Linked DNA regions of Mus musculus: region 1 is linked to region 2. Evidence: chromatin loops called from intact Hi-C (ENCODE). Cell type or tissue: gastrocnemius. All regions are shown on one strand. Each heading gives the region's core, and the rest is flanking DNA. Links, peaks and the distances in the headings are about the cores only.

Region 1 (2,912 bases), core at 270-2,769, 310 kb after region 2:
TGCCACTTTTTGTACTACATATTTATGTGAAATAGATAGTTCTCAAGAACTGATGACTATAAAAACTAATGCCAATCAACTCTGAAAAACACTGAAGATCCTGTGCCCTTCAGTATCAAGCATTTATCCAAGATGTAATTCTTACTTAAAAACAAGCAGGCACACTTATTAGTATGCAATTTTATCTTTAATAAATGGTAAAATCATAAGCATATAAAAGGATTGTTTAAAATTGTTGATTTATTACTAATAAATAATTAATTTTCATAATGATGGCACATAGCTATGTACCTAAGTTCGTACAATCTGTTCTAAATATCATGAGTGAGAAAGGATAGGGAAGTTTTTCTCTAGAGCAGCGGCCTTCCTCGCAACCTCCCTGATGCTGTGACCTTTGATCCCAGCTCCCCATGCTGTGATGCCTCCCCCAACCATAAAATTATGTCATTGCTACCTCATAACCGTAATTTTGCTCCTGTTTGAATTGTAGATATCTGACATACAGTGTATCGGATGACCCATAGGTTGAGAATTACTTCTCTAGAATATAGAACATACTCATAACTTAGTTCATGTAGTCACTGTCGCCACTATCAACTGTTTCTATTTCGCTGAGTTTTCATATTTGAAATTCTTTAAGGGACACTAGGTGGTTCTAACACCTGTATTTTCTTACTTTCTCCCATGGCTAGGGAGGCCTAAGCTAAGGTGCATGGCTCTTGGCTGCCTCTTCCACAAGAGAGAGGGCGGGCTGGTTTCTTTACTCCTCCTGGGACAGCCCCCTGATTTTGCCTTTGCTGTTCTTTTGCTTGGACCCCGACCTACCCTAGAGGTCCGAGTGCAGCACATTCCCCTCATCAGACTCCCCCTGCTTCTTTCAAAGACTCAGAAGTGAGATGGAAGGCTTGGGGGGTGGGGGCAAGTCTCTGAGCCTCCACTCCCAGTCCGACTTTGAGAAAGCTTCTGCAGGGCTAAGCCACTGAAATAGCAGGGTTTGTTTGTTGAGACAGCTGGCCTTAATTATCTATCTCCCTCCCTCCCTCCCTCCCTCCATCCCAGCATCCATAGCCCAGTCATGCTTTTCCTTGTAGCACTTACTACCTAACACAACACATCTCTCTATATTAATCACCTCCTCCTATTAGAATCCATTCCGCTTCGGAGCAGTGGTATTATTCTGGACACCAAGGTCATAGCAATGAACAGAACAAGAGTAGGCAACCAGCAAATATTTGTTTAATGAAGGAATGTGAAAATAGCCACTTATTTCCTCCCCAGTGATGTCAGCTGTGAGAAGTGACTCTCACTGTGTCTGGGTCTACTGGTTTGGGCCCTGCTGCTTCTGGCTGAAACTAAATGTTTCAAAGGGCAACAGGATCCCGTCAAGTCAACAGACTAAACGCTGACTCCTCCATCCCGAACAGGACTGCAGCGTTTCTGAGATCTCTGGAAATGTCTCGGAATTATCTGAAAGGGTCTTTTTTTTTAAATAACGCTGTATTTATATAATTACCTGAAACCATGCATATAATATGTCAAGCACTACCCAAGAGATTCTATAAGCACTTTCACCTGCATTGTGTTAGCCCCTGCTGTTTTCAAGCGGCTCTTCCAAGCACAGAGCTGACACTGTTGTAGACCACAGACCGGGTGTTTGGCTAAGGCGCGTGGCTGGTGAGTGGCCTCGAAGCTACTCAGCTGTCTTGAGAACTTCCATTCCCTGAGTCATGGGTCTGTACTTTGCTGGTTCCTCAAAATTACTGGTATTATTAAAACGGCTGGCCACCTACTGGAAACTGGGTCAGACCTCTACTAGAAGGCAAAAGGAAGGCCGTTCACTGACTGTCCCTGTGTCTACTTGGTGACACTTGGAATTTGAACTTTACCGGAAAGATTTTTTTTTTTAGATTTATTTATTATTATATCTAAGTACACTGTAGCTGTCTTCAGACACTCCAGAAGAGGGAGTCAGATATCATTACAGATGGTTGTGAGTCACCATGTGGTTGCTGGGATTTGAACTCTGGACCTTCGGAAGAGCAGTCGGGTGCTCTTACCCACTGAGCCATCTCACCAGCCCCCAGATTTTTTAAAAATCATCTTTCTTTGCCACGATGCCATGCATTCTAGATTAAATACTCATCAAACAGATAAATAAATGAACAAAGTTTTCCAACCCTTACTCCTCAAAAATAGAAATTAAAACAAAACAAAACAAAAAAACTACACCAGAGTCAGGTATGATAGTACCCGCCTTTAACTCTAGCACTCAGGAGGCAGAAGCACTCAGATTTCTGTGAATTCCAGGCAGGGCTGGTCTACATAGTGAGTTCCAGGACAACTAGGGTCACATAAAGAGACCCTGTCTCAAACAACAATAACAAAAATAAGAATTAACCACAGGGGCTGGAGAGATGCCTTAGGGTTAATAGCACTGGCTACCCTTCTAGAGGACCTGGCTGATTCCCAGCACTCCCATGGCAGCCCACAACTGTCTGTAACTTCAATTCTACGCAATCTGATATGCTCTGGCTTCTCTGGACACCAGGCATACAAGTGATGCCCAGGCATTTTGTAGGGAAAATACCTATACACATAAAATAAAACTAAAAAAAAAAAAAAGACTTTTAAAATCTCCTACCTTAAATACAAGAACACATTAAAACAATCATCCATCTTGACCAAGTAGGTTTTATTCCAGGGATGCAGGGATGGTTTAATATACGGAAATCCATCAACATAATCCATTATATAAACAAACTCAAAGACAAAACCCACATGATCATCTCCTTAGACGCGGAGAAAGCATTCGACAAGATCCAACACCCATTCATGATAAAAATCTTGGAAAGATCAGGAATTCAAGGCCCATACCTAAACATGATAAAAGCAATCTACAGCAAACCAGTAGC
Region 2 (2,912 bases), core at 295-2,794:
TTATTTCGTACATTGGTATATGGTATTGAATTTAGTCCTTGGGTACTACAGTATATTCTCTATTGCTTCCCTGACTGTAGTAAATGTTAAGGTGCAACACATAGCATGGCAGAGTTAAAGGGACCCACTGTTGAGCCTGGCCTGATGGCACACACCTTTAGTCCCAGCCCTTGGAAGACTGAGGCAAGTGGATCTCTGGCCAGCCTGGTCTACAGAACTAGTTCCAGGACAGCCAGGGCCACACAGGGAAATCCTGGAGAGCGGGAGGAGTTGGGGGAAGCATCCAAGGTGATCATATGGACACCCTCTTCATATGTGCCTTATCTATCTCATATCCAGCCAACCTGGGCAGGCTGGGTTGTAACTTTCCCCTTGCTTTTGGCCTAGTTGCTGGCAGGAACAATAGGGTCTGTCTTTAGAGGTCCCATGATATCTTGTGAAGAATGGCTTCTGCAAACTCTGAGGTGCTGGCCTTAATAAGAGAATAACCTGTACCTGTGGGCTCAGAGGGCTCCGGGGGGTTCTAGGCGTCAAGCTGCTCCACTGCACCAATGTGGATTTCCACTTTCACACAGCAGTGCTCTGACTTAGCCGACCAGAGCCTTTGCTTCCTCAGAGTGAGCTCGTTTAGTTGGGACTTTTTGAGGTTGGCTACTCCAATGGTTTTGGTATGAACCTTAGCTTCCTCCGTCCTTCTGCTGTGAGCAATGAGAAGGACACTGGCCTCTCCCAGTGCATCTTTTTGTAACACCTCAAGCTGGTCAGTACCCAGTCTCATTGTTCTCGTGGTTACACTGGCTCTCTGCTTTTTATAGCTTAGTGTTTCACAGCTGGACGAGTATGCACTCTGTCACTACTATGCCACCTCAGTTCATAGCCAGAGGGACTTTGGTGTCTCTGCCAGGTTTCCTGGGCCCCACCTGTCGACAGCGACATTCATCCATTATCATCTCAGTTGAGGGTGGTTCAGAGTCAACTCCCTCCCAGGGTCACTATCTAAGGCCACTTTTACTACCAGTTAGGTTCCCTGGGAAGCTAAGCCACAGTTGAAACTTAACACGCAAGAGGTTTATTAGAGGGAGCCCCGAACCAGCCCCCGCAGACAGCAAGGTGCCAGACTTGTGGGGATGAGGGATTTGAGCTGCTTCTGCACCAGGGAGAACCTTGGCAGCTCCTTTAGAGGGTTCTAACGAAGAAGAGACCTCTCAGAGCTGTCCCGGGGTGGGTAAGAGAAAGCTAAGCTTTTGTATGGAATGCTGGGTCTGTGGAGCACCCTAGGGAGCAGGAGTGGCCTTTGGGGAGGCAGCTTTCTTCAGCAGGGTCAGTCTATGAAGAGGAAGGATATAATGCATAGGCATTGCGTAGTACATGTCCTGACTTGTGCTTTTCTTCCCCGTAGCATCTTTTTATGGGGAAAGCTACGTGGGGCTCAGCACCACCGAGGTTTTCCCTGAGCTGTCGCTTCAGTTAAGATTTCAAACCAGCAAGCCACAAGGCTTACTCTTCCTTGCAGCCGGGAAAACCGACTATTGCCTGATAGAACTTCTGTCAGGAATATTACAGGTATGCTTTTGAAAAAAAAAATCTTTAAAATATGTAAGCATTCGGTTCCTAGAGAACACCAAGCAACAGAAAGAGAACAAACTGGAATAATTTGTAGAATAAGATGACACGTACGTAGGGTGGGATTGTCTCTGGTTTTTCTAGCATGTCTTAAATATTACCTGCTTTCTAACAACCCCCTCTTATGTTCCAGTCCATTCTGTAAGGGAACCCACTCTCTGGAAGGTCATTGCATTAACCCCTCTAAACAACCTAATGGCTTCTTTGGGGCCTCAGCACCTCTCGACCTGCTGGGTTGGGGATTGAAGCCTCAACTATGAGTTTTAGTAGGGGTCAGTCCATAGCAACCCCTTCCCCAAGAGCACAGGGATGAACATCTTGATGGGTGTCATTAATTATGGCTCTGGTCTCTTTCAGGTGAAAATAAACATGGGTACGGGGCAAGAAATCCTCCTTTCTGAGCAAAGACTTCGTGTGGACGATTTGGCTTGGCATTCGTTGGAGCTGCGCTATGGCAAGGATGCTGTTCTCTTGGTCATTGACAAGCACTTTGAGACAACCGTCCGGCTGGCGGGTGGGCTGCGTAACTTCACCTTTCACCATGGAATCTATATAGGAGGCCGTGGGGGGCTCAGTGTCCCTTACCTGGACAGGAAGATCCCCAACTTCCGGGGATGCATGGAGGATGTGGCGTTTAACCAGAGGGAGATCCTTACGTCCCTTAGGTCATACCCTGGCTTTAAGAAGGTGTCTGAGGTGTCGCTGGGGTGTAACGATGAGTTTTTTGCTGGGAAGGATGAAGCTATTAGCTTTTTCAGCTCTAGGTCCTATGTTACCTTTCCAGAATGGAAGGTACACGGGGAAGGGTTCCTGAGATTTGCTGTGCAAACTGGAACCCTGCAGGCTTTGCTTTTATTTCAGTCCGGCAGAGGAAGAGATTTTGTTGCCTTGGAAATCCATGAGGGTCTACTGAAGGCTCACGTAGGAAGGGGCGGAACAAAAACTCAACTCTCTTCATTCAGCTTGGTTAGTGACAACAAGTGGCACGTTGTTCAGCTTAAAGTCACCGGGAGGCACGTGGACATCATGGTGGATGAACACAGGGAAAGGGCGGGGCTGCCTCTGCAAAGCCAAGCGTTTGTATCCGAAGGCCCCCTGTTCATGGGTGGCCTGGATGACCGGATGTGGGAAACTGTGCGCGGCTTAGAAGTTGTGTCTATGCCTGGGAAATCTGTTCGAGGTATGTCTCTGAAAGGATGCCTGCGAGCCTTAGAAGCCAATTTGGAAAAGAGAGCATTACGGGATGCTCTTGTCTCCAGAGACATTTCGGCTGGGTGCACAAGTGAGGG

Evidence for each region. A loop is a pair of places that touch in the nucleus more often than their neighbours do. Peaks named below come from ENCODE experiments on the same cell type or tissue, not always from the same donor. Only the 100,000 strongest peaks of a DNase experiment are listed, where the experiment ranks them.
Region 1: it touches region 2 in a loop (5-fold over the local background); 26 of 42 quality-filtered maps call a loop at or near these places.

Annotation. Positions count from the first base shown.
Region 1 is chr13:113,621,362-113,624,273 of GRCm38, forward strand. No RefSeq gene overlaps it. Among named protein-coding and RNA genes, the nearest start is that of Snx18, 4.3 kb to the left of the region's middle. In gastrocnemius, for the core only: no CTCF peak of the experiment used is centred there; no DNase peak of the experiment used is centred there; H3K27ac peaks cover 659 bases.
Region 2 is chr13:113,315,685-113,318,596 of GRCm38, forward strand. It overlaps Cspg4b (chondroitin sulfate proteoglycan 4B), which reads left to right. Exons shown (of 10, transcript NM_001378698.1): 2 at 1,400-1,563; 3 at 1,981-2,912. Among named protein-coding and RNA genes, the nearest start is that of Cspg4b, 24 kb to the left of the region's middle. In gastrocnemius, for the core only: no CTCF peak of the experiment used is centred there; no DNase peak of the experiment used is centred there.